5 separate regions of the Mus musculus genome follow, and all the other regions are linked to region 1. A link is a loop called in an ENCODE intact Hi-C map of the cell type or tissue named here. Cell type or tissue: gastrocnemius. All regions are shown on one strand. Links, peaks and the distances in the headings refer to the core of each region. The heading gives the core; the rest is flanking DNA.

Region 1 (6,078 bases), core at 1,073-5,072:
AGAATCTTCCTCAAGCTTCATAAGGGACATAATAAGCATTACTGAGTAAACAATATAATTGGATGTCCGAAGGGCTTTATATTTTAATTGTATTTATTTATTCCCTCTCCACCCCCCCTCCCGTGTGTGTGTGTGTGTGTGTGTGTGTGTGTGTGTGTGTGTCTTGAGAACAACTCTGTGGAGCCACTTCTTTCATTCTACCTTTACATGGGTTCAAGGGATCAGAGTCAGGGTGTCAGGCTTTTCTAGCAAGCTCACTGGACTACCTTGCTAACATCTGTCCATGGGGCTCTGAAAGCAAATAGAAATATACTTCTTTCTGTTTACCACAACTGGCAGTCACCTATCTGCCTCTTTCCATATTTGTCCTCTGTGGTGACAAGGGTAACAGGGCTGTGTCAATGTAGTGTTTTATGACAGAGGCAGAGGCACTGAAACACTAGGAGCCCTTGGACCTATCCCAGAAGCTTACAAGGATGAGGGTGTACATAATCTGGTTTGCCCAAGGAATTCTACTTTAAGATTCTAACCACAAAACAGGCAACTACTTACTATATCACATATATACAGACAGACACATGCACACAGTCATCACTCAAAATTAGCATTTAGGAAGTGAATTGAGTAAATGTTTTCATTTAAAGCACACACTGTAGAAAAAATATGCCATGCCATGTTTCAGGAAACAATAGGAATTATGTTTCAAAAGGTATTTTCCATTTTCAAAAACCTCGTATGTGATTTCTCATCTAATATGTAATAGGGAATCACTTATTCTGTGGTGCTCAGAAACCATTAAAAAGAGGGTGGAAAATACCAGAAAAGGGTGGTCAGTCTCATGAGGACAGACAGCTTTGCTGTGCCCAGTCCACAAGTCTGCAGCTCACAGCTGAGAAACACAAAAGGAAGGAAGTGAGGAGCTGTGTTGAAAAGGCCTAGGGTAAGAGAGTGTAAACCCCAAAACATGCAGGGGAGACCAGCTGGAGACTCAGAAGCGAAGCTTCAAGGCGGTTCTCAAGGGCAGCTGCTGGTCATCCAACTTGAAAGTTACACAGGAAGAGCAGCTGGAGCGGACTGACATCAGAGCCCAGCCTTCCTGCGCAACCAGAGTGGAAAAAGGCTCCCCGTGCCAGAGCACTCACTTGAACACCCAGGAGCACTTAAGAGCCTATTCTCCTCAGTGGCAGAAACCCAGGATGGCCACAGATAGGCAAGCTGTCACCCTTGATAGCCACTTACAGCCTAAACTATGACTCTGTTTCTATGGAACAGTGAGAAACGCCAGAAATGATGTCAGCTAAAAGCCGAGGCAAACAAAAGAGTATCAAAAAAGAGGCATGAAGTCTAAGAGAGACAGTTTTCTTTCCAAAAGACTGAACATTGGACAGAAATGCCAGGGACAACACAAGTGCATATTTACCAAATGTTCTTGGTCTGAATCAACACCAACCCTAAAGGAAAAACACAAAGAGCAAATGAGATTTTTGATCCAATGGAAGGTCTCCCCACATATATACAGTGTCGGGCAAATACTTTTCTCAACACAGAAGCTCCAGAATGGTCACTGTTCTCTCTCTTCTCTGGCGCCTGCCGCTTTCTTTAGCAAGAGCTTTGGGTCTAAGGCAAGCAGGGCAGGTATTCTAGTCCTAGAACCTCACTTACCAGTTCCAGTACAATAGCACTTCTCCTGAAAGCAGTGGGGGAGAGGAACACTGCCCCAGTTGCTCAGTAAGAATGATTAGAAAGTTTCGCAAACAAAGCTGGCATACTGCTCTCATGGTGACATTGTTAGGATGACAGAAGAGGGTTCGGTTCCAGGGGGACTGCAGGGTCCCCTGACTGGATGGGCATTTAGTCTTGGTTCCTCAGAACACGTGTACCTACATCAAATTCCTTCTTTGGACATTCCAGGGAACAAGTTCATTAGGTAGCTCTGAGTCTCTTCTCTAGTTTAAGACCTGCCAGCTCTGTTCTTTCCCCTCCCCTGCCTGTCAGGTCTCTCCTCGTCATCTGTCCCTGCTGTTCCAGCCTCCGTTCTGACTCATGGGTTCTGTTGAGTAAGCCTTTCCAGCTGCCAGGCATGGAACTCTTCAGGTCACTGTTTCACAGAAGCTTCTGAGAACAGCTCACAATCCTTAAACCTTTTAAGTCGAAAGTCCTTTGGAGGACTCAAACTTCTCGACACACTAGTAGCCACCCCTTACTCCAGCCTACCTTGCCCCACCCCCCCACTGACAGTCATTCTATAACACACTCCTTTCCCCATACCTTTGGCAACTTCAAGAGTCAATACTGTTCTGGCTCATGCCACTCATTCCCTTAGGTGGCAATGTGTGTCCTCTCACCTTTCTACTCCCTTGTCAAGTGCCAAAGTAACTGCTCTATGCCATGTCTACACAGAATCACCTCCCTTTATGCTTCTGCAGCCCTTTCTCAGTTCTTTATTACAAAATACATCACAGTACAGTATAATTATTTACCTGTCCGTCTCCCCAAAAAGACTGTGAGCTTCTTGAGGGTAAAGGCCATGTGTCAATTCATCTCTGTATCCCCAGAGTCTAGCATAGTACCTGACACACAGTAGGTGCTCAAATGTGTATTGATTCGGTTACCAACTACAGACAGCACAGGCAACACACAAGTACAAGAAGCAACATCTGCAACATCTGCAAAGACAACACTCAAAAGAGGAAGATGCTACAACACCACATCTGGAAGGTGAGGGAGTCATGGTCAAGTATCTGAAAACAGGTGGCCGAGACCAGATTCAAAGCTCAAACAAAGGCTCACTTGTTAAAAATGTCCAGAAACTGTTTAATAGCTTTCCAGTCACATTGGACTCTAACCACATTTATGCATCTCAAGTGACACCTAGTGGTCAAGATGATAGAACACTTAGAACATTAAAATCGCACTTTATCCAAAACCAGTATTAATAAACATTTACAGAACACTTATTATTTGCCAGGCACTGTGCTAGGCACAGGGCATAGACATGAATTAAACATGGTCCCTGTTCTCAAGGGGCTCACAGACTAGTGGAGAAACAGACCCAACTACAGCAGACACAAAAGAGTTTGCCGTTAAGGCAGGATAGTGTCGGGACTTCTCCAGGATAATTTCCAGCTAGCTATGTCAGTTCAGTCATTCTATGTGGTCCTAAGAACAATGCATCTAGTATCAGCACAAAGTGTTCCTGCAAGGATTAAATGAGAACAATGTACTGAAAACGTTTAAAGTGCTTGATGCATCACTAGCGCTAAGTGGTAGGTAGCTCTTCTAGCAATATTGGATTACAAGGATGAATGGGCTAATTGCTGTGATGGACAGACCCAATGCTACACAGCAACTCCAAGAAAAAAGAATCGGGGAGGGGGAAGGGTAGTAGTGTCAGTTCTTGAGAATGAAAGAGAATCCCAGGCCAAGCAAAGGCTCAGCAACAAAGAAATGCAAAGCATGTGTGCTAGCTAAATGATAGGGAGCCAAGTGTGACTGTCACACATGTGAAAGGATGCAAGCTGATTAACTCACTGGGGATCTGATGCTTCTAAGACGGGGGACATGATCTTTTTACACTAGAAATTAGACCATGTCTTTCTCTTGCTTTATTATCTTCAAAATCCCCACTGAATTTTCCAACCCAAAGTCTTTGCTATATCCTACAAAACCCTACATCAGAAGTGATACCATAACTCTCACACACACCCAGTGGTAAATAAGGTCTTGTTGGTACACGACCATACTATGTGGCCCCATATCACCCAGATCTGGGGAGCTGTAACAAAGATCTAGGGAAGTCAAAAGGTTTTGCTACTGGTCCTTCATGGGTAGTTTTCAGAATCCTGATCCCTTTGGGTCTGGTCTACATGTTTTTCTACTTACCAATTTGATCACTCTCATCATGCAAGCTTTTCTCTGTGTCAAACAGGCCGAATCTGCTCCTGCCTTCAGGTCTTTGCTACTGATTTTTCCCTCTGTTTGGACTGCTCTTCCTGGTCATTGTTGAACTGGCAGGGTCTTGCCACTCAGGCAGACTGAGTTCAAATATAACCTCTCTGAGAGACCTTGCCTGGCTTCTTCATATTATATATACCCCATTCCCAGGCACTGTTCCAGCATCTTCATTTCTGTCACATGTAGTATCATCTAAAACTGTCATGCTCATTTATTAACTAGTGTATTATCACTTTACCCACTAACTGTAACAAAGAACTTCTCTATCTTTTACTGCCACCGTCCTTTTGAATAAGGTTATTTCATTTTAGCACTACCAGCATTTTGGACCAGATAATTCTTTAATTGCAGGTCTAGATAGTAGCCTATTCAGTGCCCTGTAGGATGTTTAATAGGATACTGGCCTCTGCCTACTACATAGTAATGGCAGTCCTTTCTCCTAGTTATGACCATCAAAAGAAAAAAACAAAACAAAACAAAAAAACCCCAAAAACTTCAATATGTTGTCAAATAGTTCCCTGCGGATACAAAATAATCTGCTAAAAACCAGTGGGTTGGAGGCTCCACCAAATAGCGAGTGCTCAGTAAATATTACTTGAAATATTGTGCAAAGAGCTTTGCTGATGCTAGCTCACCAAATCCTCGCAACTCTGGGACATAGGTGTCATGCTGCAGATGTAGAAACCAAGGAAGAAGGAAAGATCAAGAATGCAAAGGTTAAGTTTGGATGTACATGAATCTTCGGTAGTCCCAACTCATTAGGCACTTCTTCAAAGTTTAACTGAAAAATGTAGGGGCAGGAAAGATGCTTAAACTATAGCCTTTACCTTTACTCCCAAATAGAGCTAGGAAGGAAAATCCAACTATTTAGGCTTTAACTGACAATATAAAGGTAACTAATAATAATTATAGCAATAGTAAAAGCCACAAAATACTGACATTCACTATTTATGCTGATTACTAAGAATTTACTAACAGTTAAAATAGAGAAAATTGAATATTTGTGATATAACTATTGAGTAAATGTGATAATATTTTAAGCCAACATGTATTTAGAAAAAAATAAAACAATAATGTGAACTGAACTGTAAAAATTAAGACTATATGTCTCACAACTGTTTGACATGCTAGTCTTTACTGCATTCAAAGAAGTATCAGGGCGCTGGAGAGATGGCTCAGTAGTTAAGAGCATTGACTGCTCTTCCAGAGGTCCTGAGTTCAATTCCCAGCAACCACATGGTGACTCACAACTATCTGTAATGGGATCTGATGCCCTCTTCTGGTGTGTCTGAAGACAGCAACAGTGTACGCAATAAATAAAATAAATAAATGAATCTTAAAAAAAACAAAAAACAAAAAAACCCAGAAGCACCAGTGAGGACTCTCAAAATATACAGTTTACTTGAGGGTGGAAGGACATGGGAGGGGCTAGATGGAGGAAAGAGATGTACTTCTATTAATCAGGACATATTTAAAATTAACATAGAGCTTATTCACAAACAAGCCAAGGCACTGCAATAAGACAAGAAACCTAGTCATACTCATAAGACAAGACACAACGGCAGTGGGTATAAGTAAGCCTCCAATGTTGCTGCCAGGCAGGTAAGGACCATCCAAAGAGCTCTGAAATCTAGTGATGTAGACAAAAGTCAGTGTGAACAGGGATGGGGTTGGATGAGAGAGCAGGAGGCCTTGTTTGCTCTGCGTAGAAGACAGCGAGGGAAACACAACTGACTGAGCACTTTTTCTAGGCTGTTTCACAATCTGATTCACTCTTTCTGGAAGTGTCTTCAGTTACAAACTTTAGAAAAAAGAAGGTTAGTCCTTTCAACATGTATCACACTCATTTCTTGATGTACCATGGTCTCTGAAGGAACTAAGAGCATAGGTTTCTCTGTGTACTATTCAATTATCAGCATGATATTGAACAACTTACAACTTTTTAAAGCCTATTGTAAAACAGTTACTATGATTAGATAAACATATTAAACACATAGAATGGAATGCCTGGCACATAGTAGGTGTTTAATAAATGTCAAGTCCTTCTACAAGTAATAAGTAGCGTTATAAGAACATTACTGGATGTATAAAAGTATACATGCTGCACTATGTTATCTACTACAC
Region 2 (6,078 bases), core at 1,084-5,083, 100 kb before region 1:
ACATAAGACTCAGCAGTGTAGCCCTGTGTGTTTCTGTAATGATTGATTCAAAAGAATTGAGCAGGTTTACCTAAGTAGAGAAGGTGCCCACAGCAATGGCACCTCCTTGTGTATGAAACTGGCAACCTTGACAAGTACAGTGCTCCCAAGTATCATGTCCCTTGAATAAATACAGAAACCGGGGGACAAAAGGAAGCAGTCATTTCTACATTGTACCTAAAGTAGACCTCTCTTACATGTCTCTAGTTATTTTTACAGATGGATGTCCTGTCTCTCGAGGGGAAATAAGGAAGCCTGGATTATCACAGGGCATAAAGCAGCCCCCCAGTTGAAGGAAGCAGAGGATGTCTAGCCAATGAGTACAGCAGATGAATGTCCAGGCAGTGTGGTTACATGCACCATTATAGCATGGCTTCTTCTAAACTTGAAGGCAAATTAAAAAAAAACAAAAACACATTGGCTCAGGCTATTGTGACCCAGAAGAAACACTCTGGTGTTCCTACCACCAGGTTTGACAGTGGCCTGACACCTTTCACCCAGGACAGGAAGTGTCTTCGGACTTGATGTCCAGTCACCATGAGGAGTCCCCTTCTACTCAGAGCAGTGGTCATCCCACGCAGCTTCTCTGCTCCCCACGACAGCACCTGCCACTTTTTACTTTTATGCTACCAAGTTCAAAGCAAATGAGCTTTTTGCTAGAAAAGGCACTCCCCAGAGAGCTGACAGTCAGGGTAAGCAGTGATACTGGTCGGGCCCATTAAGATAAATCTTCTTCAACTTCTCAAAGAAATAAAACGCATTGTACAATGCTCAAAATTGGAAAATCAGAGATCAGCATAAGAATCCATAGCAATGAATAACTCTCACCTCACACAGGATGTGTTCCAGAAGGACTGGGCACAGCTAAGAACAGCTACCAGTTGCCTAAATTGAAGAAAAAAAATAGCAAAATTACCTTTTAGAAGTAAAGTCATCAATTAAAAAAATTATTTTCCTTTGAAAAGACTCATAGCAACACATTCTCCTTTGTATTTACAACCCGAAGAGCTAACGGAGACCAGCCAAGATGTTCTGCATACTTCTCCAAATGTCTGTTTATCATATAACATTAGCCCTGGCAGTGGATCTGGCTCCCTCATTATCAAGCTGTATTAGCTCAAACTCTCAGCATTGTTAGGGAAGTGAGCTCATGGCCTATTTCAGTTTTAAATTAACATTTGGCAATCACTCTGGTAATCAAAACAAATGATTCAGTCATTTAGAATAGATTTATTAGTTGAACCTTTCTCCCTTTCTCTTTTAGCATCTTTAGAATATTCTGCCACAGGGGGGCTCTGATCCATCCAGAGTGTAGACCACAAGTCACCAGAGTAATAGTTAGCTGTTGCCATGGAAATGAGGTTATCTCCCACCCACAACAGGATTAGGATGCAGGTTAGTTTGCAGGCTCTTCCCTGCATGGATGGAGCTGTGGTACTAGGAAACAGGTGTCCCATGGCTGCTGCTATCCATGACACAAATGCACAACAGTGTCCTCCGAACACACAGGCAACTGCCCCATGAGCCCATACACATCCCCATTTCTACCTTTTATCACTTGTAAAGGGAACCTGGTAAAATGACAGCTCCCCAAAGAGGTCCCTGTTTGGGTTTCGTTTACTTGAGAAAGGATCTCACCATGTGATCCATGCCAGCTTCAAACTGAGGATCCCTGCCTCCACCTCCCCCACTGTTGGCATCACAGGTATGTGTCACCACAATCGGCTGCCAACTGTTTTGTTCCCACACCCGGAACAGGCTGTCAGGGAGTTTCAATGGGAATAGGACAAACATAAACCAAGCTTACAACGAGGCTTGGAATCCCTCCTGTACCTCCACAACCGCTTCCAGGCTGGTTATCAAACAGGCACTGACTACAGATTGAAGTGTGTGTGTGTGCTAGACGGGAGCTGGTGTAGTTCATTTTACACACTAACAGATTCATCTGTTTAGGAAACCTTAACAATGACTTTCTGAGATAAAGACAACTATTCTGAAGTCCAAATGGGCAAACTGTTGGCTAAAAAGGACAGGGTTCTTCAACCTGGGTTCATATGGGGCTCACAGAGACTGAAATAATCAGGGAGCCTGCATGGGTCTGACCTAGGTCCTCTGCATTGATGTTATGGTTGTGTAGCTTGGTGTTCTTGTGGGACTCTCAACAGTGGGAGCAGGGGCTGGCTCTGCCTCTTCTGCATCCTTGAGGGATCCGTTCTGCCTACTCGGTTGCCTTGTCCAGCATTAATAGGAAAGAAAGTGCCGAGTCCTATTGCAACTAAATATACCATGTCTGGTTGATAGCCATGGGAGGCCTGCCATTTTCTGAAGAGAAATGGAGGAAGAATGGATAAGGAAGGCAGAGGGGAGGTGGGGAGAGGGAATGGGAGGAGAGGAGAGAGGGGTAGCTGAGGTTGGGATGTAAAAAAAAATAAAGAAAAGATGTAAATATAAAAAAGTAAGAGATCAAAGTATTTCAGAAATTAAAAAATAAATAACTTTTGAGTCTTCTTTTTGAAGAGGACTTTTTTGGTTTTGGCCACATCAAACTGTGTCAGCGGAAAAAAGAATTGTTTAGAAGCATCCTCAAAGAACTATCTTTTGCTCCCCTTCCCACCAACACAGGAGGAAATATTATCTAATACTACAACATCATTGTTATTGATTTCATGTCACATTTTTGTTCGTGCTAGAGGACTTTAAATGGCTCGTGGCCAACACAAAGCCCTTCTTTCCTATTTCTAGGTAGGTTGCATGGCATACAGATACAAAAGTCTCGCTCTCCCACTCACAGCTGCTCATATGGAACTTGCTGCTCACAGAAGGTGCCACACCCTTTCATGCAGCTGTGAAAGAACACAGCGTGTTACAGCTGGTTTACACACAGGCTGCCAGACTCACACAGGGTGGGGCGAAACACTGGCTCCACCTTACATTAGCTGCCCAACCTCTCCCTCCTGAACTTCCTAATAGTAACCAACCCACAAAGGCAAAGAATCAAATGTACAGGGCATACATAGCTGTTACTCGCAGAATATTAGCTACACAACCACTTCTTACAGCAGACAAGCAGTTAAAATGCTATCAATGTGGATAACTATAAACACTCCCGCAGATAGTTGATACCAAATATATTCATCAGACTCAACCAATTTTAATTTCAAACTTCATCTCCTCACACTCTAGCTTCCAAATACTAGTACATCTTCCCCTTCTAGAAGTGATTATTCCTGGAGACAGATGCAATTTATACTGGGTTCTACTCAGAAGGAATTTGGTTCTCTACTTGAAAAGTCAGGTAGCTTCCCTCCTAAGATCTTGGCTTTACAAACGCCTTCTCTGCCTGCTCACCACCTATACCCTTCTTGCTGGGTAGGAAGAGGCTACCAGTTCGAAGATGCTGAAGACTTCTATTAGCAGACCAGGATCCTGGCTACTCATTTCAGAAGTCCTTGCATCGTATCTAATGTTCTCTGACACCCTCCAGAGGGCAGAAGAGAGAAAGGTTCAAGCTGAGAACTCAAAGCTCACACACTGGGGTCCAACTGAGCCCGAAGGAGCTATTTTCCCTTCCATAATTCAGAGTTTCCTCATCAGTGACCAGGAGAAACTTTACAGTGGGACTTGAACTGCATCTGCATCTTCATTTCACTTTTTTTTCCTGTGCTAGTGTGTTCCACTTAGCATCATTTTGGGTTGTATTGCCTGTGTGCCATTTCCCATATGTAGAATATAACTGTGGCTTTGATCAGACATAATGTATAATATCGTGCCAACAATATTGTGCAAAAACATTTTTTTAAAAACCCAGGAGGACAGCCAAACACTGGGTAAATGTGATAATACCAAAGTAATCTAAAGCAGACTGGAATATTTTAGGGTATATGCTTTCAAATAAATCATGCTAATCTTATCCTATTCTGATAAACTAGTAACTCAAATTAGAAATGTCATTAATGAGCCTGACACATCATTTTAATGATGTTTAAGACAATGGGGTTTAACAAAAGTATTGTGGTCATAGACACTGATGACTCTATCATTACTTTCAGTCAAGCTTCAAGGATCCTCAAGTTGCTAATCAATTTTGTGAATTACGTGGAAAAAAATAAAATAAAATGCAGAGATGATGTCTGTTGAAATGAACTTAAATGACCAGTTGAATCAATCAAAATGGATGATCTCCATGGATTCACTGTCTCAGATGCTTTGGATATGATTGTCATGGCAACCATCCCTTAATCATGTTCTTCAGGAGATTCTCTTCCACCTAAGAAATCAAAAAGGCATGAACCCAAGTATCCCCTTAATTAGAAGTATTTGTGATGGTAACCAGCAGGCTCAAACTTCTCGTTCACCCTCCTGTTATCTATTTCCCTACTTGTGTTAATATGGGAGTCTGAAACAGTGGCATATGTGCCATTCAAAACATACTTTCAATGATGCCATAAAGTGCAATAATAAATACAGCTGAAATGTCTGCTGGCTCCCTCTAGAAAAACTGAAAATAATTTATTAAGAATAAATGATTCGGGCTAGAGAGATGGCTCAGTGGTTAAGAGCACTGACTGTTCTTCCCAAGGTCCTGAGTCCAATTCCCAGCAACCACATGGTGGCTCATGACCATCTGTAATGGGATCTGATGCCCTCTTCTGGTGTGTCTGAAGAGAGCAACAGTGTACTCACATAAAATAAACAAACAAACAAACAAAAGAATAAATGATCCATTTAAGAGATGCCTTATTTCAATAATTTCAACATAAGACCTGCAACATAACCAGTTATTCAGTAAGCATTAATATAATAAGCAAAGCAACTTTTAAAGTATGTTTCAGTCATATAAATGTACCACAGCCCAAGTTTTGTTATTTAAAGAAGATTAGGTATATAGTATATCTGATAACATGCTCTTATACTCTAAAAAATAATTACATACAATTTTCTATATTTATGTATTTATCCATGCCTTTAATCCCAGCACTCGGGAGGCAGAGGCAGGCAGATCTCTATGAGTTTGAGGCTGATGCGATCTGCAGAGCTAGTTTCAGGACAGCCAGGACTATACAAAGAGATCCTGTCTAGAAACCCTGACTACCCAACCCTGCCCCAAAATTTGGAACACTTCATAAATTTGCTAATCATCATTGTGTATGGCCATGTTTATCTCCTCTGTATTGTTCCAATTTTACAACGCATGCCGTTTCACTGAGTATTTGTTTTAGTTTTGGGGTGTGAGGAGGTGTGCTCACTTGTGAGAATACACATGAAAGTCACTCTCTAATCTTTGAGACAGTGACTCTCACTGAACTCAGAGCTCACTAATTGGCTACATAGGCTAGTCAGCATGTCCAGGGACCCTCCTGTCTCCACTCTCCCTAGCACTGGGATTACACACTTGTAACCCTGCCTAGGTTTTTTACATGGGGTCTAGGGATCCGAACTCCAGTCAAGATGCTAGTGTGGCAAGAACTTTATCCACTGAACTATCTCCTTAATCCTTCCACATTTATTTAAGTACTCTTCACAACTTAGAGATAATTCTATCACCATATACAGCTTTGGGAAAACCAGTTCTCTTCTTTAAAGGCATCTGCTCTATATGCTGCATATTTAAGGCTGCAATCAGTCCAGATTTTTCTACGGATTTGATTTCATTCAAAAACTAAAAAGTGCACAGATTTCCCAAAGTTAGAGGAATGAGTATTTTTAAGCTTTCCACTGGAATAAGTGGGAACCTGTGTTAATAGGTTTTCAATGCAGTCTAGAGATGTGTCTTTCCTCTAAACCAGCAAACTGTGGAGGGATGAAAACAACCCTCTTGCCATTCCGGATTCCAAGACTAAAGATGAGGAAGCTCCTTCCACACCCATGGCTTCACACAAGTTTCAGGGACCTCTGGCCAAAAGACAGAATAAGAAAATATATTTGTCCACTTTTATTGCAATGTTAAAATATGAATAATATTTACAAATTCCAAGAGCCATTAAAATAGAAGATAGGAAACTAGACCTATTAGGCACTGGCCAAAGAATGTGCACAAAG
Region 3 (6,078 bases), core at 1,429-5,428, 190 kb before region 1:
GACATTTACTTCCTTTTCACTTTAAACACACACACACACACACACACACACACACACACACACACATCGGATTCTTGAAGCCTAGGATGTGATTGCAAAGTTCCTTTTGCTTTACGAAATTGCCTCGAACACACCAAACAACAGACTATATACAGCACAGGAGAATCGCATGACACTTGAGGCCTACTCTGGCTCCTGGAAAGGAACTCATTGTCTTTTGTCTTCATCTCAGGCTGAATTTAGAAAAGAAGTGAAACTTCTGCTCGTTAGTACTCACCTTGGTGTTCCGAGTCTAAACATGACACTGGTCCATTACTCTTTAAGGTATTTTTAAGGTTCTTTTTATCTATATAACTGTTTGGCCTGCATGTATGTATATGTACCCCACATGTGCCCACAGAGATCAGAAGAGCACAGCATATCCCTTGAAACTGGAACTACAGACAGTTCGTTAACTGCCATGAGGGTGTTGGAAATCTAACCCAGGTCCCCTGGAAGAACAGTAAATGCTGTTAACTACTGAACCATCACTCCAAACTCTGTTCAATCTCTCTTTTCTCTTGATGGCGCTCACCGAACACAAAGCTTCCTTTGGTTCTAAACTCACTTCCTCTTTCTTCCCATTTCCTGTTCACATATTTTAAATGTCCCATATTTATTAGTCTCTGCTTAGACCACCGAGAAACACTATAAAATATTAAAGTCATGTTAACCTATACTCTTGCCTGAGCTACCAACAAATGTCAAAGAAGGGGTGGAGCTGGAGAGAAATTATTGTGGTGCATATTCTGTTAGGGATATAGAGATATGTGCTACACAGGTGATGGATGGACGGGGGGGTGGGGTGGGGGGGGCGTAAAACGGTACTCACTGATCCTCTCCAGCTAATCATTAACTCAAGGAGAAAGAAGGAGTCTTTAACAACAAACATTAGTAGCAGGTGCATTCCTTTCTGTAAATAATTCTGTAAACACTTGTTTATTCCTGATTAGATTTTTGCCTGTGAAAGGGAAAGATTGGAATGTCTTCACTATAATTAATTCTTCAATTACCCATGTTAATGGACAGAGGCAACTGCTCTAAAAATCTCAAACAGCAGTAGATACTCAAGTACTCTTCTCATCGGTCACATGTCTTCCTACAGTCGGTTTTCCTTTTCCACCCACAGCTAGCAAGCAATTGTTTGTGCAGTCAAGAAAATGTTTTCCTGGGGTAATCTCTCCCCCTGCAGGCCAATTGATTATTTCCTGAGAAAAGGCTAGAATGATGCTCCACCTGTGTGCTAATTTACCAAGGGTGCTAAGTACACCCGGAAGGGAAGCTTCACGGAAGGACAATGCCCCTTAGGAGCTAGGATGCACACTCACCTCCTGTTTCCTAGTATTAATGTACCGGAGAAGGCTGATTGAGAGCTGAAATCATCAGGAGAAACTATGTGATTTTAAGTAAACTGCTCTCGGAGTCTCAGCTTACTCGACTGTAAAATGGGACGGTAAAACACAAGGTACAGTGGTTACCCTTGTTAATATCAGCGACCATTACTGCCGATATTAAGGTTGTTGACTATAGTGAAAGCATGGAAATAAGTGATTGTTTCAACCAGGGGATGTGAGTTTGCTGTACTCATGATAAGGAGAAGAAGGGCTGTTGTTTTTAAAAGAAAAGACATTCTAAACTGGGCCTGGTGACACACACCCATAATCGCAGCAACTCTGCAGGCTGACATAGGAGAATATCAAATTTAAGGCCTGCTGGATCTACACCGTGAGTTCAGGGACAGGAAGAATAGTTTAGTGAGACACTGTTGCAACCTAAACGGTGGGAAGCCTAGGGAAGGAAAGGACTGAAGATGCAGTTCAGCTTCTGTGAAAGCCCCAGCCAGTGATCCCCACCATCCCCTAGCCTAGCAGAGAGTGCCTCTTGATGCTTGAAGCTTCCCGCATTTCTGTTTCTTCAGAATCCCTCCCAACCAGAATGGATTCCTTTAAACATGTCCCCAGCGCTGATGCCTCTCTGAGACCCAGGAGCTCCATGTCTTTCCAAGGTGCTTTGGCAAATACCCACTCCCATTCAACCAAACCAGCTTCTCCTACATCAACTATGTGTGACCTCGGTCAAACCAGTGTTCCTCTTCAGCTTCTAGCCCAAGGCCCTAAAAGGTCTCCTTTCGGATGTTCTAACGTCCTGGGAATCTAGCTAGGACATGGGAAGAACACCGTATATGTGGATGCTTGGAGTCTACCTTCCTCTGGCAGCCTCTGAGAATAGCATCTGTAAATCAAACAAACTAACTACTTAGCTACAGACCAGAGTAGGTCTCCTCCCAACCCATTATGCTCAAATGAAAATTTATTGGCTTTAAGCTAATGAAGAAACAGTGAAAGGAAGGCTCAACAGTTAAGAGCACTTACTGCTCTTGCACAGGACCTAGGCTTGTAGGCCTGGTTCCCAACATCAGGTAGCTCACAACTGCCTATAACACCAGTTTTCGGAAATGAGATCTCCTCTTTCGACCTCTGCTGGCACTGGACATGCACGAGCACGCATGCTCTCTCTCTCTCCCTCTCTCTCTCTTTCACACACACACACACACACACACACACACACACACACACTCAAAACATTCACACAAAGTAAATGAACAAATCTTTTTTTAAAAAAGAATTAAAGAAGGGCAGGGCAGTGGTGGCACGGAAGGTGAATTTCTGAGTTCGAGGCCAGCCTGGTCTACAGAGTGAGTTCCAGGACAGCCAGAGATACACAAAGAAACCCTGTCTCGAAAAGAAAAAAAAGCCGGGTAGTGGTGGGGGACTCCTTTAATCTCAGCACTTTGGAGGCAGAGACAGCTGGTTCTCTGGGTTCAAAGCCTCCTGGTCTACAGAGTGAGTTCCAGGACAGCCAATGCTGTACAGAGAAACACACAGGTTTCAAGAAACCCTGTCTCCAAAAAATAAACAAAAATAATGTAAAGAAAATAAAGTAACAGTGTGATGTCTAATATACCAGTGGAATTCCTGAGTTAACTAATTTCTCAACAGTGGGCTGATGGCTGGTGTTTTTCTGTAGACCTAACCAGAGTTGACTTTGCTTGCATGATACATCTTGTCCACTAGGTGGCAGCAACACTCAGTTTTACCAAAGAGCAAGGCCTGGTTTTCTTTTTGTTTTTGTTTGTTGTTGTTGGGTTTTTTGTTTGTTTGTTTGGTTTGGGTTGGGTTGGGTTGGGTTGGGTTAGGTTGCCATTTCCATGATGACCTCTATAACACACCTTCAGGTTTTAAATGTCTACTTTTATTTTCTGAACAGCCAAACATGTTTGGCTCCAATGAAAAGTAGTCACAAATAAATTTCAGATTTCAGAGAGGGGCATCAAGTATAAAGCCAGGCAAGACTGAGACTAACAGCTGGGGATGATCCTTTCATGAATTCGCATAGATGGAAGAGCTGGAGTGGTTTGCCTGATGTAGTTAATGGCTCAAGTCTCTTCCCCTTCAATGCCGGTCTCTTATCCTTAGATAGGGAGACACATCGTTACACATGAAGAGGCTACTCACAAGTAGGCAGTTCTTACACAGGAAGGGACAGTCCACACAGGTAAGTATGTCCCATGCCAGGATGTTTGGTGACATTTCATACCTTGATTTCCTGATAAAGTCTCATACAACACACTCCATATGGATCCTCTCCCCAATAATGGACAGGATGTTCATTTTCAAAATTATAGATTTAAAGAAATAAGAAAGGCACAGTGGGCAGGGGTGTCCAGGTCTGTCCCAGTGTGAAGAGTATCTGATATGAGTTTTTTTTTAATATTTTTTATTATTACATATTTTCCTCATTTACATTTCCAATGCTATCCCAAAAGACCCCCATACCCTCCCCCCCCCACTCCCCTACCCACCCACTCCCACTTTTTGGCCCTGGCGTTCCCCTGTACTGGGGCATATAAAGTTTGTGTGTCCAATGGGCCTCTCTTTGCAGTTATGGCCGACTAGGCCATCTTTTGATACATATGCAGCTAGAGTCAAGAGCTCTGGGATACTGGTTAGTTCATAATGTTGTTGCACCTACAGGGTTGCAGATCTCTTTAGCTCCTTGGGTACTTTCTCTAGCTCCTCCATTGAGGGCCCTGTGCTCCATCCAATAGCTGACTGTGAGCATCTACTTATGTGTTTGCTAGGCCCCGGCCTAGACTGCCATATCCAGGGATCCATCCCATAATTAGCCTCCAAACGATGACACCATAGCATACACTAGCAAGCGTTGGCTGAAAGGACCCTGATATAGCTGATATGAGTTTTAAGGTTCCATGTGTCTGTCTAACCCTGGCTCTCTCCCTTAGGAGAGGAGCGGACAGAGGCTAGCGACTTCTTCAAGCTCTATCCCATTCCATCAGTCACCAACAAAGACACTAGTGAAAAGAGGGTCCTCTAGCAATCACCAGGGACATGCCCCTCAAAATATATATTTTAGAACAGAAACTACTAAGCCCATCCCACCACATGGCTATTAGGCCAGGTTATGTGGCTAATTGAAGCCTATAGAATCAGTATAGCTAAATTAGGGACTGGAGAGAGGGCTCAGTAGTTAACAACACTGGCTAATCTTAAAATGAGAAGGGTTTGGTTCCCAGTGCCCCCATCTGGTGCCTTAAAAAAGCCTAAGACTCCAGGGATAGGGGACTCAACACCCTCATCTGGCGTCTACAGACACCAGGTACACACATGGTACACATCTATACAAGCACTCTCACATACTCATAAACTAGTTTTGGTTTTTGCCGGGCAGTGGTGGTGCACACCTTTAATCCCAGCACTCGGGAGGCAGATGCAGGCAGATTTCTGAGTTCAAGGCCAGCCTGTGTACAGAGTGAGTTCCAGGACAGCCAGGACAGCCAGGGCTATACAGAGAAACCATATATCAAAAAACCATATATATATATATATATATATATATTTGTCTTTAAAGTTTTGGCTCAGACCTTTAATCCCAGCATTTGGGACGCAGACACAGGAAGCTAGCCACATGTGGCTTACAACAGGTCCAGGCCAGCCAAGCAGACATAGTAAGATCCACTCTGAAAAAAGAATTCCTAATCACTGTAGCTAAATTAAATCCAAGTGATGGGTTTAATTGTTTTATTTTTATTTAGTTATTATTTTTATTTTATTATTTATTATTTATTTTATTTATCTTTTCATATTTATCATTTAATTATTTATTTTATTTATTATTTAATTATTTGATTTTTATTTTATTTAATGGACTTTACATTTACAAAATGCCTACACATTTTTATGCAAGGTTTGTTTACACTTTACAAGGCATCTTGGTGGTTTTCTTTCTTTTTTTTTTTTTAAAGATTTATTTATTGGTTATATGTAAGTACACTGTAGCTGTCTTCAGACACTCCAGAAAAGGGAGTCAGATCTCATTACGGATGGTTGTAAGCCACCATGTGGTTGCTGGGATTTGAACTCCGGACCTTCGGAAGAGCAGTCGGGTGCTCTTACCCACTGAGCCATCTCACCAGCCCGGTTTTCTTTTTTTTATCTTATTTGATACTTCAAACATTATGCAGATAGTATGATGAATAGTCAGTCATCATCCCATGAGAACAGAACAAATCGGAGCTAGGAACCACAGTAATGGCTGCCATCCCATCCCCCAAGAGGCAGAGGCAGGATGTTCACGTGAGCCTAAGAGTGTGGAGCCAAACTGAGCAGCACAGGAATACTATGGCTCAAAAACAAAGCAAGACCAAAACAGAGAGAACAAAGGTTCTAGAGTAGACAATTTAAATTTATATCATAGAAAAGATACATTTGAGCTATGTGACTCTGGGCATTTTAATTTTCTTTCCTTTCTCCCTCTTAATTTTTCTTTTATTTAGTAATATCATGAGGGTGAAGTTCGGGGGAGGGATGTATGTGCACGTGTATGCACACTAGCACAGGTGGTGAATGTCATGGCTTCAGCATGGAGGTCAGAGAATCACGTTCTATTATGTCCTTCTACTGCATATTCCAGGCAATGAGCTCATTGTAAGGTTGGCAAGGCAGGCACTTTTACCAATTA
Region 4 (6,078 bases), core at 964-4,963, 81 kb before region 1:
ACAGAGTGAACTCTCTAAGATTTAAAACAATTACTTCATTGTCCTGTTCGTTTCTGAAAGTTCTTCATCTTTTTTTCCTCCCATCTTACAACAGGTTCTCAAAAAGCCAAGTAAAAGACTCCCTTTGCTCCTTTTGTTTAGAGAGCAACTTAAGGCCCATTTTCCCACCAACATACTGTTCCTTTTCACCACCTTCAGCATTATTCCTCAGACAAAAAACACCAGGCTAAACTTAGATTGTGAAAATCGGTTCTGTCTCACTGTTGCACTGGGGCAGAATACACACCACAGAAATGTAGAATAGTATACAACAGCATAAGCAAATACATTTTTCTTAATCCTGTAGACCCACTTATGTATTAACATTTGCAATAAACAAAGTCAGTATCTTATTGAGGTGATCCATTAATTTACTATATATTAAATCATCTCCAAAGAACTCATATAAGAGGTATTTTACCAATCTGCACATTCAAAATTTCATCCCCCAATCTAGACTTGCTTTAAAAATGTTTTCCTTCTCCAAAAAGATTAAATCATGGAATGGAAGCCTAGAATTTCAGAAGCCATATATGGTTACAGATTCTATACGGTAGTAGTAAAATGTGCACTTACTCTGTAGTGCATTGTACAAACCTTGGCCTATCTAACAAATTCCCTGTTGCATAAAGATTCTATTTGCCCTTAAAAATGGTAAATAAATGTTTTAAAAGAGTGAAGGTAGACTAGATTGGAACCTTATGTAACGGAAACAGGGAAGCATTATATTCCTAGCACATTTAAGGCCCATTGCTTTTTAATGCATATTCTTAAGAAAATATGGGCACGCATTTCCAAAGACAAAATTACCAACCCCAATCCTTTTCAAATGTGAGGAATGGGGAGTAGCCTGTTCCTGGGGATGGGCAAGGATGAGAACTCCTTATCCAATTCCACGTGGCCCATAATTTAAACTTGTGCTACTCTGTAAACATTCTCATTTCCAAGGAACATTATATTTATATTTAAACGGCCTTAATCAAGATAACAAAAATATTCCCAGTATTCTCTAAACTCGCAATACATTTGATAACATGGAGAATTACAAGCAATTACAAAATGATAGCTCCAATTAGGAAAACTGGATCTAGTCCAAATTCAAATCAAAAGAGGCTCAGATAGTCCCGATGGCATCATTTAAATGAAGAGAACAGAGGACTTCCAGCAAAGACATGTGTTCCACTCTTGCTGCATTTCTACGACAGAACTCTTGCCCTTCAGGAAATCCCAAAACCAAATCTGAAATCACATTCATACACTTTCTTGTCTCCTGTTCCCAATGTGCTACCCTAGTTGTGTGTGTGTGTGTGTTTGTGTGTGTGTGTGTATGGCGGGGGGGGGGGGGGAGGTGTCGTTGTAATCAGAATGAACCCAAGAAACTTGAAAGGCCCAAATGCAGAAAATACACAGCACATTCACTGTTTCCCTTGGCCTTTCTCATTCAAACCTCTACCAGTTGTGGAAGACTAAGCAATGGGAACTTGAGAAGCAGAAACCTCTTCCCAGGAGCCCAGAACTGCATCTAGTGGGAATTTTAAGCTTTCTGAAATTGAAAGGTCACACCCAGCAGTCTACCTAACCCACTTTGCCAAGGCTCAACCAAGGCTCAACCTAAGTGCTAGAACCTTCCACTTGCCTCCATGCTGAAGCTGAAATCCAGTCCCCTCTCCCACCCCCATCCCCCATATCACTGCCATTCCCCCTCAGAGAGCAGAACCACGACCAGCCTTCTCCCTCCATCACCATTCTCCTTGCACTCCAGTCCTCCCACTGCCTCCTCCCCAGCATCCCCAAAGGGAGCACAGCAGTTCCCTCAACATCTCCAAGAACCAAGGCAGGTTTCACCTTCCTCCCCTGCCCAACAGGCGCCATCCTTAATGTAAAAACCAATGAAGCCCCCCCCCCATCGTCATCATCATCCCCTGCTCTTCTCAACTGCTGTTAGCTATCCTTTAAAAAGAAAAAGAAAAAAAAAAAACCAAAAACAAAAACCAAAGGTGTTCCCACCTCGCCCAACCCCCACTGCCCGCCATCCTGGGTGAGAAAACCAAAAGCCCCCTCTTTTTACTCCCACCCTCCATCCTTGCAGAGGAAACACCCAAAGCCGCCCCCCTGCATCCCGGCCCCCAGGGGAGCGAAAGCCCTGGGGAGGAGGCTTAGGCACGCACCCTAAGGGACCTTGGAGCCCCAGGTTCCTCAGCCCCCAACGTGGGCGAGGCAGCGGAGGCCGGAGGCCGCAGGTACCCAAGCCCAGCAGGTCCGCGCAGCCCCGGAGTAGCGGCCACGGAGCACGAGCTGCGGCTCCCCGGGGACGCCGGAGGCGTGCGCACACACACACACACACACACGCACACGCACACACACACACACACACACACACACACACGCACACACACGCGCGCGCACACACACACACACACACACACACTCGCGGAGGGAAAGCGGGCTTACTGTCTGGGGATGCTCACCCGCGCAGCTGTCTAGGCGGCACCGGCGGCCGCTGCCAGCTCCGAGACCAAAGCGCAGCGGCGACAGCGGCAGCACAGGACTGAGCCCCCTCGGCCGGGCGGTGGATGTAGGGCGCGGGAGGGGCGCACGGGGAGGGGCGCAAGAGGGTGGGAGGGAGGGAGGAGGGAGCACGCGCGGGGGCGGGGGCGGGGGCGGGAGCGGGGGCGGGCGCAGCCCACTCGGGGCGGGGAGGGGTAGGGCGGAGCGCGCGTCCGCCTGGGCTCTGCCCGTGGTGCGAGGGGCTGCGGTGCGGGCAGATCGCGCTCGCGCGCGGGAGCCCAGTCGGGCAAGCGCGGGAAGGGGGCGCGGCTGCGTGGGCCCCGCCTCGGGAGAGGCCAAGCCGCTGGCTAGGCGCGCACAGTGCGCGCGAGAGGTGGCCGCGAGCCCGCGGTGGCGCGGCTTCCCGGAGCACCCCCTGCAAGCGTCCGAAGGGCACGCGGAGGGCGGGCCAGGGGCGCCCACCGCCCCCCTCCCTCGCGGGCTCAGGCCTTCGCTGGCTGCTGGGGAGTCACGAGTCACTGCAGGCAGCCACGGCCAGAGCCCGGGAGGTGGGAGCAACAAAGAGAGACAGCCAAGGTGGCCTCTAGCCTCTCCAGGGGCCTCGCTGACCTGCACAGCCCAGTACAGCCAGTGATTGCAGATCTCTTGGTTCCCACCACACTGAAAGACCCACCGACGACCTCTCCCCTTAATAACAAGCTGGACAGAACGAAAAGAGCCTTTATTCAGAGGGCTTTCCATCATTCCTAAAGCTCTCACAGCAGAGCTTCACATAGTGACTGACTCCGTCGTTCTTTCCCTAGTTCAGTTCAGTGAGCCCTCAGCATGTGCCCAGTACTGTGCCAAATGCTGTAGATACAGCACAGTTGTGCACACACTCGGCTTTATTGGTGGAAGAAGACAGATTATGAGCAAGTGAGAAAATAAACACAGTGGGATAAACTGCAGGATAAAAGGGTGTATAAATAATGCGAGAAAGAAGGTAGTATTTAATCTAAGCCTTGCATGGTATAAAAGCAGTGGGTGTAAAGAACCAAGGGATAACTTTCCAAACAGAAGGAGCAGAGGCAAGGAAGCCAGGAGAATCCCACCATGTCAGTGGAGGGAAGTAGAAGGACTTGGTTAGAAGAGGGTTGAAGGAATTGCAGGTGAACTAGAGAAACCTGCTTTTTTTTTTTTCCTTTTAAAGAGGACCCGAAAAGGACCAGAAGGAAGGAGTAGGGTCGAGGAAAACTTTGAAAGGTGAGAATAGTCAGTACTTAGAATGTCTAGTGAGTCAGGAGAGAGGTTCATTAAAGGAATCCAAAGTCTTGATTTAAAAACATGAAGGCCAGCTAGGAGAGGGGAGAATCAGCCCTTTATGTGGAAGCAGATGAGGCGGAGCAGCTGTGTATTTAAACCAAGCAAAAGGTCTAAACACTGCTGTTAGCTCGTCCCCCCGTCCCCCCCCCTCCAGCTTCAAAATTCAAGTGATGGCCTCTTTTACCCGACCCAATAGCTACTTGCAAAATTCCTTTCTCTATCTTGCTACCCAGAGCCTACGCCTCTTTTCTCTTTCTGAGCCCTTAGGCTCACTGAGGTCTGGTATTTCTGGATTTGCAAAAAAAGTCTCCCCACACATTTCTTAGGAAAGGAGACTGATCCGCCCCAGGCCATCATGGGAAGGCCTGGAACAATTAGCACCACTTCAAGCAGCTCCCCTGCATACCAGCCCTGGGCTCAACCAGAAAGAAACAGCCAAGAGCACTCAGTGCAAAAGCTCTGGGTGGCTCTGGACAGAGAGCCAGTTACTGGAGATTCTCAGATCAAAGCCTGGGCTCTGGCAGGCCTAACAAGGTCGGCTCCACCACCTGTTTCTGCTCTGCCAATTCAAGTCCCAAGTGATAGTAAAAAGTGGAGAAAGGAAGACAATTTATTCTATGGAGCCACATTGAGAAGAACAAATGAAGGTCTAGTGACTCCCAAATCCATGTAACATGAGGATTAGGATTGAATAGAGAGCCAGAAGTATGTGTAGCTGAGCAGTGTTGGCCAAGTTGGGTATGATCTGGAAACTGACGCGCCACTAGACTCCAGTCTGTCCCACAAGGAAGTCCTGATTGTAGTAGTCAATACTGTGTGAAATCTCTCCTTGGCAAGCAGGTTCTTCCTTCAACCTTTCTCGTTGCCCAGCAGGAGATTCCTGGGACCATTGTGATTATTTCACAATCAACTAGCCAAAGGGAAGGGCACAAGTATCTTTAGAATCTGACAGGAAAGTACAGACCCTTTCTTAAGGAACCTTCCATTGCCCAATTGGTAGAAATTGTCCCTTTCTTTCCTTTCACTTCTTTAACCTTCTTTCTTTCCTCCTTCAACCCCCACCAACTCCGTTCCACACATTCCTGCCTGTCTTTCTTGCTTCCTGTCTTACCTCCCAGGAAGTCTTGGGCACCTGATGTGAGCTGTGCCCCACCTCTCCCATCACCCTAACTAAAGCTGCACAAGCAAGGCCAGCCCTGTTCTCCCTCTAGCTGGTCACTTTCTTGCATTGGAATTCAACTTTTGGAGGTCACAGAAACACACTGTTTCAGTTAAAATATATAGAACTGTGGTGGTGTTGCTGAATAAGTAGAAGGAAAGGAGTTGTTCAAGGGGTGAGTTTGTTTTAGAACATTTTTGTAATCATCTAATGTGAAGATTCACACACAGAGACACACACTCACACACTCACACACACAAAAGGATAAATTCAGGTAGTCTAATCTCAGATCTGAGTATGCTTGGATTTTTTTGGTTGAGGAATATAATAGACATGAGGAAAGGAATATTATTTGAGCAAGACGTTAAATACATGTAGGTAGTATAAGAAAAGGTATATTTTCTTATGCTGAGGTCATTATACAATGTTCACACTCTAAATTCCTAACTACAGTCCTAAGCCTATCTCCCCAAAGGTGCTCCCCTGAAGGTCAGCTCCAGTCACTAAAAGAAGTCTCTAAATCAAGAATCAGGATAGTGGGTAGACTCTACAGCCACAGGACAGATCAAGGTGGTGTCTCTCCAGATGTGCAGAGTAGAGCCTTGCTCTTGGTCTCTGCCTATATTCTGTCCAGTGGGCGTCATGGGGGTGGAGAGGGGTAGGAGTACGTCTGGTTATCTTGAGTGAGTGATGTCATTGAGTTCTGGTTATCAGGAGCAGCCTTGGATGTTGTGGGGATCCTGACTAAGCTAATTTTACATGTCTAAAAGGCATTTCTTACTATGCTCATTACAGATATTCAATTTCAATAGAACGTTGAGTCCTCTTAGAAATGGAAATATGGAGCATTTAATACACAAAACTATCAATCCTTTGCCTTCTTTTCAAAAAGTATTGTTAGAGAGAGGGCTAAAAAGATAGCCCAGCGTTAGCATGAGCCCTGCATTGTGAGCAGGAGAGAGAAAGAGGGAGAGAGAAAGAAAGTAACAAGAATTAGCACAGTTTATATTCATCATCTGATGTAGTTTCATATTAGATATTATGTTCCCCACCTTACAGAGGAATAGACT
Region 5 (6,078 bases), core at 1,243-5,242, 140 kb before region 1:
GCCACCATGTGGTTGCAGGGAACTGAACTCAGGACTTCTGAAAGAGCATCCAGTGCTCTTAACCGCTAAGCCATCTCTCCAGGCCCCAGCGTAGCTTTTCTTTGGCTGCTGTGGTGCAGAGGCATGGCCTCAGAAACCTACATGTATGCTCTTCACTGGTTTAAAGGTGTTTCCACAGGTAATTTCTCTAAAAAGAGACACACCAGAGGGGATGGTCCACATTCTCAATTGTCAGCACAAGAAGAAGGCTTGAGGTAGATTCTGACAAGTTTCAACTCTTGTCCCAGATGGGCTATGTTTCGGTTGAACAGGAGACCCCATTATTTCTCAAGATTCTGACATCCACTAAAAAGAACATTTTAAAAAAATTTACCAGGGGCTTGTGGTAGCCTAACGCTTTGCCACCCCCACAACCCACCTTTAACTGAAATGTAGCTTAGCAAAGTGCCCGAGGCCTTAGGAACGTCCTGTGGGAGGAAGGGCTGGGCCCAGAAAGTGAGCAGAGCAGGCACCCATTGCCAGTGGCTCCCTGGGCCCTCTTAACCCCTGGGGCAGAGAAAGGGTGTGGGTAAGAATATGAGCTGCAGGTGTTCTGACTTCGTGGGTTGCGCATTATCTCAGGCCAGCCTGCTCTTCCCTGTCTCTCAACATAAGACTTGGGCTCAAAGCACAAGCCAGGTCAAGGTAGGGAGGACGGGGTGATGATACAACACAGGAGTCCTGGGCTCCAGAGAGCCAATGGGAACGGAATAGAGGGAAGAAGAATCATAATGCCTCCTCAAGCGGCCCTATTTGGGATTCCCTTCCTACCCATCCTGCTCAAGCAAGAATTGTAAGTTCTTGCCTTTTGTAGGACATGAAAATCCAGGAAACACCCTGAAGCGGTTTTTGTTTTGAAAACTGGACCAGAGTGGTCCTACAGCTTTGTACATTGCAGTTAACTATTTCCTTGAAGTCAGGAGCAAGGTCCCCAAGTTTCTGGAGTAGCAGTCTATTACATTCTCATGCTTCCTTGGGCAGAATAAAAAGACAGGAGGCGTGCTCTTTCTATGCTGCTTTATTTTTGTAAGGATACAATCAAACAGTAGATGGAAACAGCTAATGACAAATATGGAAATGAGGTGTTGGCATCTATAACCACTCCTACAGTAATATATGAGTGTGTGTTTTCATTACATCTTTACTTTGATATTGGCTCGTTATATATGTAATAAAATGGAGAGTACAGTTAAGGAGGCAATCCTGCGTTTCAGAGAAGGGGGTGAAAACCCAGTCCTGCCTGTGAAGGATGACGACCACCTCCGACAGCCCCAGAGTCTAACTGCAATTCTGGAGGGAAAGTTCTAAGAATCACAAGCAAAGGGACTTTGCACTCTTCCTGGATGCAGACAAAGAGCAGACAACGGTTATGTTACAAGGACTTCACCTTGTCCCTACTTTGATGACAGCCCTGTGCCTGCTCAGCTGCGGCTCTAGAGTTTTTGTCATGTCTACAGGATGAATCTCAAAACTGCAGGAACGTTTGAGGAGGCTCAAATATTGTCATGCAAGTTTCCAAACCCATAAACTATTTTACTACTCATTAAAACAAAATTTAAAAAAAAAAATTAAAAAGGACAGGAGAGTTAGTCTTGTTAAGCTTCCGAAGTAGTCACTGTGGTGAGTTTGTTCTGAAACAGGCTCGTTTTCTCAGATCTGCTTAGATGCTTCAAATCACCTGTGTGTTCCATGCTTTAAAGTAGGAACGCTCAGAGAACACGCCACGTAAGGGAGTCAAATGTTAGTATGGGGGAAAAGTCACTTGAGAATTACAACAAAGTTCAAAATGTTAATTCTCTGGAAATCTGTGTTAGTCGTGTGAAAGCACAAAAGAACAGAAGGAAGGTCAGAGTTTTGATAAGGAAGTTAAACCATGCATTCTGGCAAGTTCTTAACTGCCCAGAGAAGGCGAGAAGGGAGTTGGAGCAGCCGCTGCAACTCTTACACCGCAGTCACGTGACCGCACAGCGCATCCAGACTGAGCCCCAAAGGTGTCTCAGTGGGAGCTTTATCGCCTATGCTTCTCGTTTACATCGTGAAGTGGCTACATGGTTAGCACTTTTCTGCTCTATGAGAAACATGCAGAAGAGTCAGTCTAAGGTTTTGTTTTTCCAGTGCAGCAACAGAGAAATTATTTTTGCTGCAAGGTTGCTCTTTGCTAAATCTTAATATGATCACTGTGTGTCCTTCGTTGATTAATACTGTAAAATGGGAGAAAAGACGGAAAGAGCAACTTTAAAGAGGTGAAAGCCCACTCTTGCCCTATGGATGGTACAGAGGGAGGGAGGGAGCAAAGGACACAAAGAATGGTTCCAATGCCATTTTACAGGACAGGAGCCCCTGTCAAGTTACAGCTTTTTGGCACAGTCAGGGCAATACACCTGCTCATTATGAAATACAAAGCGCTTGTTGGCCAGATTCACGGAGCATTTTTTGCAGTGGAAGCAGTAGTCGTGCCAGGATTGTCCTTCATAGGCCACCACACTGGAGCCTTTACCAAACCCTGTGGGAAAACACAAGAAAACAGAAAGACAGCTGAATGAAGACCGATGAGGAAGCCAGGAGTCAGAGATAAAATGACAACTTGCCCGTTCATAGAGCCGACAGGCACACAGTCAGTGTCTGCCGGGCTCTCTGCTCCCCTCTACTCGACCGCGCATTGTCCCCCGCGCCGCCACTGTCCCCCGCGCCGCCGCAACCCTTCTATGGCTGTCAAGGACCTGAAAAGATGCCAGAGCTCAGCTAATGGCTTCCTTGATTTAAAGAACCCCTGTTCCCATACCACCACCACTATAGCTCTGTGACGAACACCGACCTCCCAGCATAACAAGTCTTTATAAGTCAGGGCCATGACATCAAAGTGGCCACCAGGAGGCAACCTTGGGCTGTTTGTAGGGTGTACACTTACCGGGCCTCGAGGAGCTGCTAAGCTTCGATTTTTTCTATAAAGAACCACCACCCACGAGGGACAAGTCCTCTCTCCACCCGGATGCCTGCCCCGGAGGTTGGCGCTGGGAAACAGGGTGAGAGGCAAGCGTTTCCCGTGGCACACTGGGGACTTCCTAGCTTTAGAGACTGGGTGGCTCACTCTTGACACAGTCCTTTTCCCTGAGGATGGCAAAAGTCTTCTCAAATGTACATTTCAAGGCTCCCCAGGGAGATGGGAAAATTGGGAAAGGGCTCAGGGCACGTGGATCGCGGCCGCAAGATGAGGAATGAAGTGATTAGCTTTGCTTATGATCACAAGAAAATTAAAATTAAATAAAAATGACCCTGCTAGCAGACCCCTCTGCTCTAGCCTTCCATTATGGGGTGGTATAAAGCCAGGTTATAGCTTTCCAGCCTCCCTAACCCTCCCCATTCCCTCTTAACACCCACCCACCCCCACTAGCTCCTCCCACCTGTTTCCTCTTGCCCCACACCCTTCACCCCTGTGCACTGCCGTGATTTCAGGTTTGTGAACTCCTGGCATGGTTAGTTGGTCAACAGTAGTCAGGAAGTGCTCTGCATTGCAAGGGTTAACCTGGCCTGGGAGACAATCCAAACTATTTGGAGAGGCCTTTAGGGCCACAATGGTAGGGGTAGAAGGACATTGTCTAAGGCCTTTTGTGGATGGAACCGACGCCAGGAAAATGAGAGATGGTTACCATGCGCAAAACCTAGCCTGGCAGACTTAGCAAGGACTCTTTAGCCTACCAGTGATGGGGTTCTTGCATCCAGCACACTTCTTGGCCACAAAGTTCTTGTAGCAATCCACGCAGTAATACTGGTCCTCCACAGCGGTGAAACGCTGCCCAGCCAGCTTCTTAGAGCAGGTAACACACACAAAGCACTCGGCATGCCAGGGCTGATCCTGGTAAGTGATTCCTCCAGATGTGATGGCCTAGACCAGGGAGTGTAGCACCGGGATTCAGATTCAACAACCAGGCACTGTGCTGGATGCTTCGGGATACAGTATCTCATTTCATTAGCACTACAGCCATGGGAGGAAGGTGCTATTATTATCCCCAATTTACAGATGAGGAGACCAAGGCCTAGACAAGGTGCGCCTCTTTGGAAAGGAATAAAGTGGAGGCCACAGGCCTCCAGAGCCAGGGCTGCCGGCTCAGAATAGAGAGACACAGACAATCAGCTGTGGCACTGCTTTCTAAGCCTCGGCTCCTCGTCTGTAAAATGGGCACAATAATTCCTACGTCACAGGGCTATCATGAAGATGGAATGAGATAATGTGTGTGCAAGTGCTCTGCAAACTGCCAACCTCCAGGGAAACAGCACTTGATGCAAACCTACCACAACATACCTTGTTGCACTTCACGCAATGTTTGGCGAACTTGGTCTCATGGCAAGTCACACAGTAGAAGTCCTCCCCTTTCGGGAAGAAGCTTCCGGTCCCAATGACTTGCTTGCAGTTGCTGCAGGTGAAGCAGTCTTTATGCCAGACGGTGCCCTTGTACTCCACGTTCTGGTCTCCTGCAGGGGGAAACAATGTGATAGCCCCACTGCCAGGCTCTGCAGGGGGCTGCATCCACTCAGCTCCCCAGCCCACCCCCAGAGGTGAGGGGATGCAGGGCCCTGCAGTCAGTGGCCTCATCCTATCTGAGTGCTACTTGCAGTCATGCCAACCCCGGGCTCTGTCACAGGTGGGGATCCTGGCAGGACCATTTAGGAGAGGTACCTGAAGCCCCACGCCCCACTTCCACCATTGCAATGACTTAATAAGTTTCACTACGGGTCTGCCTAACCCAAAAACGCCTGAGGAAGAAGCATGCATGGATCACTTACTACGCCCAAAGGAGGAAATGCTACATACTTCTCACTTCATTCTCTGGCCACAGACTGTTCTCTCCAGTGCTCGTTAGTCTCCGAGTGTGTGCGTGTGTGCGAGCATATATATGTACGCATACATACACGTATGTATATGTGTACATATATATGCTAAAATCTCAAAGCAGCTCACAGCAAAGTTAGCCCCACCATGACAAGCAAGCACACAGCATGTCTGCCTTCAGGGTGGGAGGGGGCCAGTACCTGCCACAATGGCCTTGAAGCACCCTTTGCACCTGGGGGAGTCCTCCCGAGTAGCGCACTTGTTGCACAGGATCTTGCCATCCTTGGACACAAAGGTCTCACTGGCCAAGGGGTGAAGGCACTTGGCACAGCGGAAGCAGTTGTCGTGCCAGTAGCGATTCTTATAATGCACCTCCTGGACATCAAGCAGAGCAGGGTGGCCACTGTGAGGGGCACTGGGGCCAGTGGCAGTAGCCTTACCATCAGAGACCAGGTTCTCCAGGGCCAGGTAACTACTCACGCCAATGTCAGCCCCCTCCATGTGGGGATGCCCTGTGCTGAGTGCTTTTAGGAGTAACAGGAAGAGTAGCACTGGAGTGAAGACGAAAGCCTCACAGTTCCCAAAGTACATAAGAGGAGGGGGGAGAGCCCCCAGCCCAAGCCTGAAATCCAAAAGGCTCCGGAATCTCAAGCGTAAACGGGTTAACAGACAGATCTCACAAGGAGAAAAGGACACATCTGATCTCGTGGGCCAGGTCACGGTCACAGTGTCAAAGCACAACACACAGTTTATTCTGTGTCCCTGGGAAAAGTAAGACCCTTCCAGTCCCGTCAGCTAGAGCACAGAAATGACATTCCACAGACAGTAAAGGGAAAGGAGGCCAGAGGCTGTGAACTTGAGAGAAAGCATGCGGGAACTGGAGGATGCCCAAATTAGGATGGAGGAAAAAAAGGGAAAGGGGAAAAATGATAGAATTATATTTAATTTGAAAGACAAAAACTCTATATAAAATCACCTTCAGGCTATGTATATATGAAATGTAAATGAATTTTGTGTTTAGACTTGAGTATCATTTTAGTACCCTTCATTAAATATGTAGAAGTATTATAAAATAAGAAATCCAAAATTAAACACTTCTATTGCTAAGCTTTTCGGCTAAAGGCCATTAAACCTATACTATGAAAGAGCTGGCAGTGCCTTAGCAGGCCATCGAGTCCAATGTCCATATTATAGATTTTTTTAAGCTAGGG

The links. A loop is a pair of places that touch in the nucleus more often than their neighbours do. Peaks named below come from ENCODE experiments on the same cell type or tissue, not always from the same donor. Only the 100,000 strongest peaks of a DNase experiment are listed, where the experiment ranks them.
Region 2: a loop joins it to region 1, with 8 times the contacts of the local background. A loop is called at or near these places in 14 of 42 quality-filtered maps.
Region 3: it touches region 1 in a loop (5-fold over the local background); 14 of 42 quality-filtered maps call a loop at or near these places.
Region 4: a loop joins it to region 1, with 2.8 times the contacts of the local background. A loop is called at or near these places in 11 of 42 quality-filtered maps.
Region 5: it touches region 1 in a loop (5-fold over the local background); 14 of 42 quality-filtered maps call a loop at or near these places.

What each region holds. Positions count from the first base shown.
Region 1 is chrX:56,647,001-56,653,078 of GRCm38, reverse strand. Slc9a6 (solute carrier family 9 (sodium/hydrogen exchanger), member 6) reads right to left here. Exons shown (of 16, transcript NM_172780.4): 13 at 1,421-1,451. Among named protein-coding and RNA genes, the nearest start is that of Gm39515, 32 kb to the left of the region's middle. In gastrocnemius, for the core only: a CTCF peak has its summit at 2,871 (motif pointing left); a DNase peak (open chromatin) is centred at 1,121; H3K27ac peaks cover 1,646 bases.
Region 2 is chrX:56,749,181-56,755,258 of GRCm38, reverse strand. It overlaps Fhl1 (four and a half LIM domains 1), which reads right to left. Exons shown (of 7, transcript NM_010211.3): 2 at 868-924. Gm23258 (a small nuclear RNA gene) reads right to left here and starts at 5,249; the gene lies at 5,144-5,249. In gastrocnemius, for the core only: a CTCF peak has its summit at 3,513 (motif pointing right); no DNase peak of the experiment used is centred there.
Region 3 is chrX:56,836,594-56,842,671 of GRCm38, reverse strand. No RefSeq gene overlaps it. Among named protein-coding and RNA genes, the nearest start is that of Map7d3, 17 kb to the right of the region's middle. In gastrocnemius, for the core only: a CTCF peak has its summit at 3,105 (motif pointing right); a DNase peak (open chromatin) is centred at 3,104.
Region 4 is chrX:56,728,298-56,734,375 of GRCm38, reverse strand. Fhl1 (four and a half LIM domains 1) reads right to left here and starts at 2,615. Exons shown (of 7, transcript NM_010211.3): 1 at 2,508-2,615. In gastrocnemius, for the core only: no CTCF peak of the experiment used is centred there; DNase peaks (open chromatin) are centred at 2,270, 2,287, 2,730 and 3,350; H3K4me3 peaks cover 2,423 bases; H3K27ac peaks cover 2,199 bases.
Region 5 is chrX:56,788,308-56,794,385 of GRCm38, reverse strand. It overlaps Fhl1 (four and a half LIM domains 1), which reads right to left. Exons shown (of 7, transcript NM_010211.3): 4 at 5,068-5,242; 5 at 4,340-4,509; 6 at 3,736-3,922; 7 at 1,040-2,542. The coding sequence ends at 2,388. Among named protein-coding and RNA genes, the nearest start is that of Map7d3, 31 kb to the left of the region's middle. In gastrocnemius, for the core only: a CTCF peak has its summit at 2,905 (motif pointing right); a DNase peak (open chromatin) is centred at 2,921; H3K4me3 peaks cover 728 bases; H3K27ac peaks cover 1,784 bases.